Regions from separate parts of the Homo sapiens genome. Here regions 2 and 3 are each linked to region 1. Evidence: chromatin contacts called from ENCODE Hi-C or POLR2A ChIA-PET data. All regions are on one chromosome and are shown on one strand. The core of a region is the stretch at or near the end of the contact, and the rest is flanking DNA. Distances in the headings are between cores, read along the strand shown. Region 1 holds the start of ZNF100 (zinc finger protein 100). Region 2 holds the start of LINC01233 (long intergenic non-protein coding RNA 1233). Region 3 holds the start of ZNF431 (zinc finger protein 431).

Evidence for each region. Hi-C counts contacts between places; a loop is a spot of excess contacts on that map. ChIA-PET counts read pairs that join two places held with the same protein, here RNA polymerase II (POLR2A). Pooled maps may share reads with other maps.
Region 2: a map of ascending aorta shows a loop between it and region 1 (5-fold over the local background). The contact joins the promoter of LINC01233 here to the promoter of ZNF100 in region 1. A Hi-C loop is called at or near these places in 2 of 168 maps with a recorded cell type or tissue (ascending aorta and sigmoid colon) and 4 of 50 pooled maps.
Region 3: a loop to region 1 is called in a map of B cell, with 7 times the contacts of the local background. The contact joins the promoter of ZNF431 here to the promoter of ZNF100 in region 1. A Hi-C loop is called at or near these places in 3 of 168 maps with a recorded cell type or tissue (B cell, endothelial cell of umbilical vein and naive thymus-derived CD4-positive, alpha-beta T cell), 2 of 37 single-sample maps with no recorded cell type and 12 of 50 pooled maps. POLR2A ChIA-PET finds 5 or more read pairs at or near these places in 8 of 52 experiments (CD4-positive, alpha-beta memory T cell, H1, HEK293 and 5 more).

The regions. Positions count from the first base shown.
Region 1 is chr19:21,765,055-21,769,781 of GRCh38, reverse strand. It overlaps ZNF100 (zinc finger protein 100), which reads left to right and starts at 2,203. Exons shown (of 5, transcript NM_173531.4): 1 at 2,203-2,355; 2 at 3,996-4,088. The coding sequence starts at 2,353. RefSeq lists a silencer at 2,039-2,216.
Region 2 is chr19:22,530,465-22,535,191 of GRCh38, reverse strand. LINC01233 (long intergenic non-protein coding RNA 1233) reads right to left here and starts at 2,566. Exons shown (of 2, transcript NR_110664.1): 1 at 2,278-2,566; 2 at 1,698-1,976. It overlaps LOC105376917 (a long non-coding RNA gene), which reads left to right and starts at 2,707. Exons shown (of 2, transcript NR_160728.1): 1 at 2,707-2,853.
Region 3 is chr19:21,140,098-21,144,824 of GRCh38, reverse strand. ZNF431 (zinc finger protein 431) reads right to left here and starts at 2,785. Exons shown (of 5, transcript NM_133473.4): 1 at 2,639-2,785; 2 at 1,182-1,274. The coding sequence starts at 2,641. RefSeq lists enhancers at 299-1,498, 2,280-2,759.

The sequences.
Region 1 (4,727 bases), core at 954-3,453:
ATCTGGGACTATAGGCATGCACCACCATGGGTGGCTAATTTCTTCATTTTTGTCATGGAAACAGAATCTTATTATGTTGATCAGGCTGCATTGGAACTCCTAAGCTCACATAAATCTCCCATATCAGCCTCCCAAAGTACTAAAAATACAGGTGAGAGCCACCGTGTGCTTCTGCAATTTTTGTGAGGATTATTCCCAAATGAGCACAAATCTAAAAGGAATCTGACTTCTACTATGGAAGTGTCACTCTCCAGGATTTCAATAGTCTAGGGCAGGGCAGCTACTTTAGTAGTGTCATCTATGGAGGTGCATGGGCTTTGGAGTCAGATAAAGTTGATCCTGAGTCTCAGCCCAGCCACTTAGTAGCCGTAGGACTTTGCACAAGTTTCCTGATGTGGAAGAGTTCTATATACCACATATGCAAAAAAGGTAGAATGATACTGATTGCAAAATGACATTTTTTCATCCCTCTTGTATCTTTGCCCATAACCAGGTGCTTTTACAGCTGTTTCCATCAAGATCTGGAATCTGTTTTCAAAGCCCTATATCTGGCTGACCTTATTTGCTCAGGTCAACAGAAACCTGTGAACATGACAGTGGGCCAGTTTGGGGCCCAGGCTCAAATGGTATTGACTGCTTCTCTTTTTCTTTTAGAATGCTGCCATCTCCATGAATAATGCCCATGTTAGCCAGCTGGAAAATAAGATACCATGAAGAGGAGAAGCAAGGTGCCCCTGTTGACAGACCCAGGAGCAGAAGCTCACCCCCAGATGCACAGCTGTCTAGTCAAAAAGCAGGTGATGATACATGTCTGAAGGAGCTCAGCTGAGACCAGAAGAATGGCCCCACTCAGCTCGGCCTAAATGGCCAACCATTTCAATTATAAACTAATAAGTTTTGGATGATTTGTTATGCCTCAATAGCTAACTAATACATGCACCCAGTACAGATAAGTTGCCAGGATTCAGTGACAGGTTGACTAAGAGTTGGCTTCTAACAGTGGACACCCTCTAGGTACTGATTTCTTCCCCTGATTTAAAGTTCGATGTTTTGTAAGAGAATTTTGGGTAATGCAGAAATACCTGTAGACATGTATGCGTGTGATTGGTGCTTAGACTCACATAGTCCCCCACACCACAGGAGAAAACAGATAAACACAGCCTGATTGTTAGGGCCAAGACCATATAGCAAACTATGTTTGTTTTTAATCTATTTTCTCCATCTCTAAATACTGGAGTTCAAGTGTGTGGACAGAACTGAAGACATAGTTGTTTTTTCTCCTGTGGCCCCATCATCCTTTGTTCACTATCTGGTCTCTAAAAGAAAGGTGGGCAACAGGTGGCCAGCAGTTGTTTATTACCTGTGGCTATTTTATTCCTACTGCCCTCAGCTCTTTCTATGGGAACTATCTGGTCCACCCTAGGAACCAAAGAGAGATGTTTGTAGGGAGAGTCTCTTCTTTCACTCTCGCAGGAAAGAGATGTTCAGGCCCTTCACACCGCTGACATCAGAGCTGCACTTCAATGTGACAGCTATTGTCCATGTGTGGCTACTGGGTTCCCACAATGTGCCTGGTCTGAAATGCGATATGCTAGAAAGGTAAAATACAAAGTCAGCTTCAAAGATTTAGTTCCAAATATTTATATATTTTATCAATAATTACATATTTCTCACACATTAAAATGATAATATTTTGAATATAATGGGTGAATTACATTGTTAACAATCAGTTCAACTTGTTTCTTTTTAAAGTTTGGCTACTAGAAAATTTCAAATCCACATGTGGCTGACATTCATTTTAGATGATTTTCTCTTTTCTAAAATCTCAGGCTGCCTGCTCAAAGGGCCAGAAGCCAGGAAGGTCATAAAAGCTGAAATTTTAAAATAATTGTTATATTCTTTTCACTTGTGTATAGCTATATAATGTATTATTTATTTATACATATGACCTTATACACAAATTTAAAGGCAAATACTCTCTGGGATGGGCCTAGCTCAGCTGAGGGAGGAAGCCCTGTCAGAAGAGGGGGCAGTCTAGGCTGTCACTCTTTCTTCATTGAACCCGCATCTGATCACATCTTCTGTCACTCAAAGCCTGACAGGGCGGGGATTTAAGCATTATCCAACCAGGGACGCTGGGCTGGAAACCGTCCAATCAGGCATGCAGCTGGAGCGGACTGGACGGCTTCCGGGTTTGGCGGGGTCTTTGTCTCTCGCTGTAGCCGGAGCTCCAGGTTTTGCTCTCACTTCTCTGTGTCTTCTGCTCCTAGGGGCCTAGCCTGTGTGGCCCTCTGACCTGCAGATATTGGGAGATCCACAGCTAAGACGCCAGGACCCCCTAGAAGCCTAGAAATGGTGAGAGTGCCCGGTCCGACATCCCGAGAGACGGCGAAAGGGCTGGTTGGAACTGGTGGGAAGTAGCTGTGGCGGGACTCAGGCCTCTCCGCAGTCAGCTTCACAATCTGCGCCTTGCCCAGCTCGGCCTCCGTCCCCTTCGGCCATAAGATGGCGGCTGCGCTGACAGCCAGGACCCCAGGCGTCCTTTCTCTTCCCTGCGTAGTGACTGTGCCTTGGCCTGGAGCCCTCTCTTGGCAGCTCTGCACCCGCAGCGCCGCGTCTCTCTCAGATTGTGCAGGGACCACGGGAGGGTCGTCAGGGGAAAATCCTGACTCGGGGTGCGGGTTCATGAATGGGAAGATCTTTGGTCCGTGGCTTTCCCAGTTCCTCTTTTCTCCTATTAAAAATGTATGGGAGTCACTGCACAAATATTAACGATTTTTTTGTTTGTTTGAGACGGAGTCGCTCTGTCGCCCAGGCTAGGGTTTAGTGGCGCGATCTCCCCTCACTGCAACCTCCGCCTCCCGGGTTCTGGAGATTCTCCTGGCTCAGCCTCCCGAGTAACTGGGATTACAGGCGCCTGTCACTGGGCCGGCCTTATTTTTTTGTATTTTTAGTTGGGACGGGGTTTCACCTCGTTGGCCAGGCTGGTCTTGAACTCCTGACCTCGTGATCCGCCCGCCTTGGCCTCCTAAAGTGCTGGGATTACAGGCGTGAGCCACCGCGCCTGGCCTAAAGAATTTAATCAAACAGTGATTCAAGAATCATAGAGTATCCAGCTATGGTTTGTAGTTTGTTGTCTATGGGAGAGGCTTGAAGGAAAGTCATTTATAAAATGTATGATGAAGAAAACTAAATTTAGTAATTGGTTACAGTAACGTAGTTTCTTGATTTGTACAATACAGGTGAAGATTTCCTGGTTGTGTAATCAGAGGTTAATTAACAGTTTATAGTTGTTTAAGCCTACATTTTCTCTGAATGTAGTAATTAAAAAAAAAATGCACCTGAGTTAGATTTTTTTTTTTTTTAAGTAGGAACCCAGGGACTAGAGACACCTCAGTGGAATTGCCTGTCTCTTAATTATTTTCACACTCCACGGGGAACTGATTTTCTGCTGCATTTTTCACCTGTGTCCCAAGCAGGTTGTTAAGTCTAACCCCCGTCCCCCATTTCTCCAGCCTCACTCTGGCTTGCAGTAAGATACTAAATTTCCAATTTCTTCTGGCGTTCCCAAATGTCAACTTTTCCTTCCTAATTCACATTATCACCTATTTGTCCTTTAGTGTACTTGTTTATACCATATTTTAATTAATTGTTTTTGACAAAGCATTAAATGGCGCTTTTAAGAAGATGTGTTATCCGCTTGTAAATATTTCCCACGAAAAGGAAACAAAGACTAATCCTCTGACACTGTATTGTAGAAAATCTCTGTGTCTCTTTTCCTTTTACCTTCTCTAGGCACAGAGATTTATCAGAATGTTTTTGGGTCAAGGTTTTGATTTGGAAAAATCTATGGGGTGATGTGTCCTCAGCCACCCTTTAGTTTTTTCCTGGTCCTGGGTTTCAGTACTATCTGTGGATAAACCGAGATATCCGCCATGGTTCTGTCAGCTAAAGTGCCTAGTGAATGTCAGCTTCTGGTTTATTTTCTCCCGTAGGATGACCCGAGGTATGGAATGTGTCCTCTCAAGGGAGCAAGTGGATGCCCTGGGGCTGAGAGGAGTCTTCTGGTGCAGTCTTATTTTGAAAAGGTAACCCCTTGAGACATTAAAATTGTCTTCACCCAACCCAGCTTTCATTTCTTGGAGACACGTTGCTGGTCAGCCAATCAGATGCTGGTATTGAGGGGAAACACAAAAATAATTTCTGCTCCCTGGATCATCTAAGGGGGGCAGAAAAATAGTGAAATAAATATAAAGAAAAATATTGGAAAAAAAAGTGAAAATTTTGTTACCAAAAAGTATTCCAAAAGACAAACAACAACAGAACTGACCCCAGTGAGATGGTGTAAGAGCTTGCAAAGTAAAATGCACCTGGGGCAGTCACTGGGGCATAATGCAGTGTCTTCTGAGTGGGTGGTTCTTGAGCACATAAGTGAGCAGGAGTGGGTGGAAGAATCTCTCCAGTGATTGAATGACCTGACTTGAAACATGAGTCAGACACATCTGTTATTTAATCAGCACTGCCACTACCTGGGTTTGTCACCTTGAAGATATTTGTCACTTATTTTGACCTCAGTTTTTTAGCTGTAAATTGCATTATATTAGTAGGGCTTGAAAGGTAGAAAAATATTTACAAAGGTCATGAAAGAGGTGGGTTTCAGAAAAAAATGTCTGATCATGTATTTCATTTGTCAAAAATTTGTTAAAAATTCTCATTTACTGTTTTTC
Region 2 (4,727 bases), core at 1,317-3,816, 770 kb before region 1:
AGGTTGTTAGAGGAGGGAAAAGGGGAAATGATGAGATATGATGTTGGAAAGGAAGGATGTAGAAGTCAGATTCCAAAGGGCCTTGCAAGCCTCATAAGGGAGAAACTTAAATATCACTTAAATGGTAGCCATCCTATCCGCACTTTAAATTCCTGCTTCAAAAGTATTTCTGGAGCTCCTTCATCCTACTTGATGTAGTGAAGAATATAGTCCTGGCTCAGCTGCTATGACTTAAACATGACAGACTGTATTCCAGTACAAACTGATTTTTGTTGAGGAGTTTTTACACCCTAGAGTAAAATAATCAGAAACAAACTTCCTTATATGAACTTATATCTTCCTGACAAACAGCATTCATTGACTATAGTTCTTTTTGCTGAAGTATATTTCTTTTATTTTAATCTTTGCATTAGATAGGACACAATGGACTGTCCTATTTTGTGGTAAGGGTAACTTGCAAATAATCTGTTATAAAAAATAAAGTGTTGCACTTTGTGAATGTTTTAATATAATTTAAAAAGTAAACTCAGATTTAAAATTTTCCTTATATATAACCATTATATTAGAATTCTCTTTTGAGTGGAAGAGGAAGAAGCGTTATTTTTAATACACATACTATTGGCTACGGAGGTGTTTCATGCATGACAATGACATTTGTCAAGTATATCAAGACAAATGATCAATGGACAAAAAGTGTGGCGCTCTGGGAGGGTGGGGGGGATCCATTTAAATAAGGAATGAGCTAGTGGTTACAGGAGGCTACATTCTTTTTTTGTTGTTTTTTTGATGAAGTCTCGCTCTTTCACCCATGCTGGAGTGCAGTGGTGCGATCTCAACTCGCTGCAGCCTACCAGGAGGCTACATTCTTAACCCTAGCAAATCACCTTATACTCAAAGAGCCAGGAAAAAGAGTATATGTACTAGGGGTTCTCCAAAGAAACAGTACTAATAGAGGAGAGAGAGAGAGAGATAATAAATAGATAGATGATATATAGATAGATAGGTGATAGATAGATGATCAATATATGATAGATGACAGATAGATGATAGATAATAGATGATTGATACACGATAGATGATAGATTATCAATATATGATAGATGATAAATAGATGAATGATAGATGATCGACAGATGAATAATAGATGATAGATGAATATGATAGATGATAGATGAATTATCGATATATGATAGATGATAGGTGATAGATGAATGATAGATGATAGATGAATGATAGATGACAGATAGATGAATGATCAATACATGATAGATGATAGATGAATGATCGATATATGATACATAGATGATAAATAGATGGATTATAGACAGATGAATGATAGATGATAGATGAATTATCGTTATATGATAGATAACAGATGACAGATAGATGATAGATAGATGAAAGATAGATGGATGAGATGAGATGATTTATGATGGGAATTAATGCATGGGATTATGGAGGTTCTTCTGAAATAAAATGGAAGTTTTGTCTTTGTGTCTGCTTGAGTACCTGCTCAGGAACCCTGACCGTAGTTCTAAGAATGCAACAAATTCTAATTTTTGGATTGCTAATTCAGGATTAAAGAGAATCCTGTACATTCCCACTTTATTATCAACCACCTTGAATGTGGAAAAAGGGACCTGTGAAATTATAGTTGAAGTGAGGGGTAAATATGGAGAAAAAGAAGGGAGCTTACCTGTATTCACTAGACTTTTATTTAGTTCCAGGGCTTATGAAGGGGCCCAAGAGAGTCAAAGCAGCTTTCTACAAATTCAGCTGTCACATTAATTTTCTCACACACTAGAGTTGCCACTTAAAAATATTAAAATAAAAAAACCAGTGTTGACCATCTAACAGGATTAGTTGACTCAGCTACTAAGTTACTAATTTGCTTCATTTTTGGAAGACATCCAGCATCTGAGAATTGGACTTTTCCTAGAAGTTCACTTGGTACCTTCGGATAAGTCCTGGTTCATCTGCAGAGGATCCGAGGGGAAAGCCTGATGGGACCCACGGCCGCTCTGAGAGGAAAGGGGTGCTGTTGGGTGCGGGAGGAGGAGCTGGGAAGCAGGAGAGCCCGGGACTGGATCCAGCTGGAAAGGGGGGCAAATGTGCTCCCGGAATCAGGGTAGGGACCCTCTAGGAATGGGGCGTTCCGAGAGGTAGGCGTCTGGAACATTGATTAGGGGTCCTTGGAGGTGATTTCTGGGAAGGGAAGGTCTGGGGCAGGGCTGTGAGGAGTCAGGAAAGAAACTGTGGAGTCCGTTCCTCACCCACCTCCTGAGCCCTAGGTTCCGAGGCTCCCAGGTCAGGGGGTTCAGTGGCGCAGGAGGGTCCAGGGCAGGAGTCGGTGAGTTGCCTCTCAGGTCCGCCTGTAAAGGAACTCTGACCCAGAGCGTGAGGGGGACCCAGGAAGCCGCTGCGCCCACCCAGGGAAAGCCCGCCCCACCCCATTGTCCCTGGATCCGGCGGCCCCGCCGCTTCCGTCCCTCTGGAGCGGGCGGCCCCGCCCCTCTTCCCAGAGTGGGCGGGGCAGCAATTGCCTGCTCAGCTTTCCTTGTGACGCCTCACACCCACCTGGACGCGCTGCTGCCTGGCCTCGCCTCCTTTCTCTGTCATCTTTCTCATCGACCAATGGACTTGGAGGATGGCGGCCACGCCCCCTATTCTGCGCTGTAGTAGGCCCTGGTTACGCCTCCTCTGGTCAGTCGCACAGTTGCGCGGTGGCCGACAGGAATTGTTCCCCAGTGGTAAGCCGCAATCTAGCTGACGTGGCCCCAACCCCACATTCCTTCCTGCCCTGCAATGTCTGAAGAAACCCTACAGAGCAAATTGGCGGCTGCAAAGAAAAAGGTACTATCGCCAGGTGATGGCCTCCCCCACCCAGCCCCAGAATCCCTCTGATGGCAGGACTGCGGCCAGAGCTCATGCCACTCCCGAGGCTTACTGGGCTGGGCCCCCAAGTGCCACTGGGCTCCCCCCATCAAAGTCTTGTCAGTCAGCCCCTCCCCTTAACAGCCCAGACCCTGCCTGGAGTGAGATTTGCTTATTTACCATGAAAGAGATCTTGGGAAACTGAACTTGACAGCTTGAATCTTCCTCATGTCTCAATCTGGGGGACTTTGAGTGTCACAGGGTAATATGGGGCATCTTTCTGAAGCATCAGTTTCCCTTGATTCTCTTCAGAGAGAAAAAACATTAATGGATTTAGGGATGACCGTCTCATAGATTTCTAAGAGTATACCAGACCTCTCTGAAATGAGGCTTGGGCTGTCCTCTTTCTGTTCAATTCCTAGATGTAACAGAAAGGCTGCCTTCTGCCGTGAGGACGCATGGGAAAAGAGTAACAGTAAAGAATCTGGTTTTTTGTGTGTGTGTTTTTTTGTTTGTTTGTTTGTTTTTGTTTTTTTAACCTTGCTCTGGAAGGGATGGGGTGTTTGGAGCCCATTCCTTTGGCCTTGGCTATTTGGACAGCGTTATTTTATAACTGTCCTTGAAATGAGCTTGCTAGGTGGAGGAAAACTTGTTCTTTTCTTTGTTTTTTTTAAACCCCTGCCTTGCCACATTCTGGGCCTTAGCTTTTACTTTTCTTGGAGTGAATACATGTAGTACTTATTATTATTTTTAAATTTTTGCCTCAGTTTCCCCCGTTTGATGATTTTTATGAAAGAAGTTTAATAGAAAGCATTACTATTACTTAGTTTTGCCTGAAGAGACAAGTTTTGTTTTTTTTTAACACAAAGGTTGATATTTACGCAGAGCTATTAGCTGAGTGTTGATTTTTCTAGCTACTATTGCCTCTATAGTTGATTGAATACTTCTAACAATGAGAGGTAACAGACAAGGGAGTATTAGGAAACTTTTTAGTGTGGCTAAAACCACTCCTATTAAAGTTTTGAACCCTCCAAAAAATGAAAACTAGCCTCCAAAGAGAGAATCTGGAGACTACTCTTTCCAAGTTTGAACTGGAACGTGGGCTAATTTTTTTATTTTTGTAGTTATTTTTATAATTGCTTTTTTATTATTTTTGATTTTCAGGCAACAATTAGTTAGATTGAATTTTTTACATACTCCTCCTTCGTGGGCTAGGGGGCAGACTAAAGTTAATCTGTTCTGATGGCGTTTTTTATTTTTGTGGTTTGCTGGGTTAGTAAACTTAATGCATTTGCTGTCTTATTAGTGATGATTTTAAGTACTGCCTGCAACCTTATGATGTGGTTAAGCATGTAAATAGGACTGCGGTATGCCTATGACTTATTTTGTGTCCAGGTAGCTGGCCTATAGTATTGAATTTTTTTTTTAGGGTGCCAATTTGTGCCTTTTTAATTTTTAATTTTTATATTTCTTCTTATATCTGTATTTTTTCAACTTTATTATAGATAAGATACCCTAAAGTTTCTCTCTGTTGCAGTGGGAGTAGGAAGAAAGACAGTCTAATTGTTCCAAGCACACAGGCCCCTGTTCATTTAGCTAGCAACTGTTGATATGCCCATGGCCCACAGATCTAATAAAGACCAGGGGATGCTTGCCAAGTATTTGGAGCTTCCAAATACTTGCAAATACTTCCAAATACTTGCTAAGTATTTGGATATTAAGTGTGGTTTAGAGAAGAGAAGCGGGAGAATGGGTCTGGATGGGGTGTTTTGTAGTTATCTCTGCCCTGCTACAAAGTTTTGTTTAATGTTTTATTATAATATTGCTGTTTTAAGCAGGTTAGTTCTCCTACT
Region 3 (4,727 bases), core at 1,536-4,035, 630 kb after region 1:
AACTGATGTTTTCATGAATCTATGTAACTCACCAATTATCTACCACATTATCTCATGGAAATGTATTCATTCTGTACAGCCAGAATGAATAGAGATTTTTCCCTATTCTTTTCCTTGGTAGCTAGCATTCTAAAAGCTAAGCCTTGGAATTCTGTTTGAATGCACCCAGCCATAAAAAAAACACACCTGAGGAAACTTGTAAACTCACTCTGGGAAAGAAAAAGGTAAATGAGAATTTTTAACAAATGGGATACATAATTAGATATTAATTTTTTTTCTAAAACCCACCTCTTTTATGCCCTTTGTAAATATTTTCCTACCTGCCAGGCACAGTGGCTCATGCCTGCAATCCCAGCACTTTAGGAGGCTGAGGCAGGCAGATCATCTGAGGTCAGGAGTTCGAGACCAGCCTGGCCAACATGATGAAACCCTGTCTCTACTAAAAAAAAATACAAAAAATTAGCTGGGTGTGGTGGTGTGTGCCTGTAATCTCAGCTACTTAGGAGGCTGAGGTAGGAGAATTGCTTGAACCTGGGAGACAGAGGTTGTAGTGAGCCAAGATCAATCCTTCTGCAGCCTGGGCAGCAAGAGTGAAACTTGTTTCAAAAAAAAAAAAAAATTCCTACCTTTCAAGCCCTACTAATATAATGCAATTTACAGCTAAAAAAGTGAGGTCAAAATAAGTAAACAAATATTTTCAAGGTGACAAACCCAGGGAGTGGCAGTGCTGATTAAAAAACAAATGTGTGTCTGACTCATGTTTCAAGTCAGGCCATTCAATCACTTGGGAGATTCTTCCACCCACTCCTGCTCACTTATGTGCTCATGAACCACCCATACAGGAGACACTGCAGTATTTCTCGGTGACTGCTCCAGGTGCATTTTACTTTGCAAGTTCTTACACCATCTCACTAGAGTCAGGTTTTTTTGTTTTTGTTTTTGTTTTTTTCTGGTCTTTTGGGATACTATTTTATCTGTCACAAATTTTTCACTTTTTAACACTATTTTTCTTCCACTATATTTATTTCATTATCTTTCTGCCCCCTAAGACAATCCAGGGGGCATACATTATTTCTGTGTTTTCCCATCAGTGCCAGCATCGGACTGGCTGACCAGCAATGTGTCCCCAAGAAATGAAAGCTGGGTTGGGCGTAGACAATTTTAATGTCTCAAGAGGTTACCTTTTCAAAATAAGAGTAAACTAGAAGATTCCTCTCAGCCCCAGGGCATCCACTTGCTTCCTTGAGAGGATACACTCCATATTTCAAGTCGTCCTATGGAAGAAAATAAACCAGAAGCTGATATTCACTAGGCACTTTAGCTGACATAACCACGGTGGATATCTTAGTTCATCCCCAGACAGCACTGAAACCCACGACCAGAAAAAAACTAAAAGGTGGCTGAGGACACATCACCCCATAAAGTTTCCAAAGGAAAACCTTGACCGAAAAACATTCTGACAAGATCTCTGTGCCTAGAGAAGATACAAGGAGAAAAGGCACAGAGAGTTTTAACAATACAGTATCAGGGGATTATTCTTTGCTTTCTTCTCATGGGAAATATTTACAGATATTTTTTTTAAAAAATCTTTTAAAAAACTTTTTGAAAAGCGTCATTTAATGCTTTGTCAAAAAATAATTAAAATACGGTATAGAAAAGTACACTAAAAGACAAATAGGCGATAACGTGAATTAGGGAGGAAAAGCTGGCATTTGGAAACACCAGAAGGAACTGGAAATTTAGTATCTTACTGCAAGCCAGAGGGAGGCTGGAGAAATGAGGAATGGGGGTTAGACTTAAGACCCTGCTTGGGACACAGGTGAAAAATGCAGCGGAAAATCAGCTCCCCATGGACTGTGAAAATAATTAAAAGGCAGGCAATTAGACGGAGGTGTCTTTAGTCCCTGGGTTCCTACTTTAAAAAAATCTAACTGACGTACATTTTTCAGTAAATTACTACATTGAGAGAAACAAAACTCAGCCCTAACCAACTATAAACTGCCAATTAACCTCTGATTACATAATCAGGAAATTTTCACCTTTATTGTACAAATTAAGAAACTATGTAACTCTACCTAACCAATTACTGAATTTGGTTTTCTTCATCATGCTTTTTATAAAAGTCTTTTCTTCAAGTCCCGCCCATGAAGCACAAATTACAAACCACAGCTGGGTGCTCCACAATTTTTGAATCACTCTTTGATTAAATTATTTAATGTTTTTATAGTGACTCCCATATATTTTTAACAGAAGACAAGAGGAACTGGGAACTCCACGGAACAAAGCTCTTCCCATTCATGAACCCGCACCCCGAGTCAGAACTGTCCCCTGAAGACCCTCCCGTGGTCCCTGCACAATCTGGGAAAGACGCGGTGCTGCGGGTGCAGAGCTGCCCAGAGAGGGCTCCAGGCCAGGGCACAGTCACTGTGCAGTGAAGAGACAGGACGCCTGGGGTCCCGACTGTCAGCACAGCCGCCATCTTATGGCTGGAGGGGACTGAGGCCGAGCTGGGCAAGGAGAACTCGGGGCGCAGACTGTGGAGCTGACTGCGGGGAGGCCTGAGTCCCGCCACAGCCACTTCCCACCGGTTACAACCAGCCCTTCCCCTCTCTCGGGATGTCCGACCCGGCACTCTCACCATTTCTAGGCTTTCAGGGGGTCCCGGTGTCTTAGCTGTGGGTCTCCCAATACCTGCAGGTCACAGGGCCACAGATGTTGGGCCTCTAGGAGCAGAGGACACAGAGCAGCGAAGGGGAGACCTGGAGCTCAGGCTGCGGCGAGAGACAAAGGCCCCGCCACATCCCGGAAGCCGTCCTGTCCGCTCCAGCTGCGTGCCTGATTGGACGGTTCCCAGCCTAGCGTCGCTGATTGGATAACGTTTAAAACCCCACCTTCTCAGGCCCTGAGTGACAGAAGATGCGAACAGATGCTGGGCTGAGTGAAGAAAGAGTGACAGCTTAGGCTGCCGTCTTTTCAGGCAGGGCTTCCTCCCAGAGCTTAGCCAGGCCCACCCCAGAGGGAATTTGTATTTAACCTTGTGTGTAAAGTCACATGCATTTATAAATAACATACTGTATGCCTATTCACAAATGAAAAGAATATAATAACAATTATTTTAAAATTTCGGATTTTATGACCTTCCCGGCTTCTGGTCTTTCAGCAGGCCGTCTGAAATTTTAGAACGGAGGTAATTTTCTGAAATAAAATGTGAGCCATATGTAAATTTTAAATTTTCTAGTAACCAAACTTAAAAAAAAAAAGTAACAGGTTGAATTGATTGTAACAATTTAATTAACCCAATATATCAAAAAATTTTCATTTTAATGTGTGAGAAATATGTGATTATTAATAAAGTATATAAATATTTGAAACTAAATCTTTGAAACTAACTCTGTATTTTACCTTTCTAGCACATCGCAGTTCAGACCAGGAACATTCCAGGCACTCAGGAGCCACACATGACCAAAGCTTCCACATTGAAGTGCAGCTCTGATGTCGGGAGGTGAAGGGCCCCAGCAAACCTTTTCTGCCAGAGGTGAAGGAAAAGCCTCTCCCTACCAACATCTCCCTTCAGTTCTGAGGGTGGAACAGATAGTGGCCATAGAAAGAGCAGAGGGCAGCAAGAACAAAATAACCACAAGGAGACCACTGATAGCCACCTGTTGCCCATTTTCTTCCAGAGATCAGACAGTGAAGAAAGAATGTTGGGGCCACAGGATAATAAAACTCTGTGTCTTCAGATCTGTCCACACTCTTGACCTCAAATGTTTAGATATGGAGAAAACAGATTAAAGGCAAAACTTATTTTGCTATTGGCCTTGGCCCTAATGGTCAGGCCGTAGTTATCTGTTTTCTCCTGTGGTGTGTGGGACTGTGTGGGTATAAGCACCAATCACATGCATACATGTCTACGTGTATTTCTGCATTACTCAACATTCTCTTACAAGTCACCCAACTTTAAATCAGGGGAAAAAATCAGTACCTATAGGGTGCCCACTGTTAGAAGGTAACTAGTAATCAACCTGTCATAGAATCCTGGTGTCCTATCTGCACGGGGTGCATGTATTAGTTAGCTATTGTAGCATAACAAATCGTCCAAAACTTATTAGTTCATAATTGAGATGGTCAGCCATTTAGGCTAGACTGAGTGGGGCCGTTCTTCTAGTCTCAGCTGAGCTCTTTGAGACACGTATCATCAGCTGCTTGTTGACTAGCCAGCTGTGCTTCTGGGGGTGAGCTTCTAGTTCTGGGGCTGTCAACAGGGCACCTTGCTTCTCCTTCCCATGGTATCTTATTTTCCAGCTGGCTAACATGGCTTTATTCAGGGAGATGGCAGCATTCTGAAAGAAAAACAGAAGCATTCAAGACCATTTGAGCCTGGGCCCCAAACTAGCCCACTGTCATGTTCACAAGTTTCTACCACTCTGAGCCAATAAGGCCAGCCAGATCTAGGGTTTGGAAAACAGATTCTGGATCTTGATGGAAACAGTTGTAAAAGCACCTGGCAATGGGCATGGATACAGAAGAGATTAAAAATTGCCACCATTTTGCAATTAGTACCAATCTACCTCTTTTCCATATGTGGTTCATAGAACTCTTTCACATCAAGAAAATTGTCCAAAGACCCACAGATACTAAGTGGCTGGGCTGAGACTCAGGATTAACTCTGTCTGACTCCAAAGCCCATGTACCTCCATAGATCACACTACAAAGTAGCTGCCCTGCCC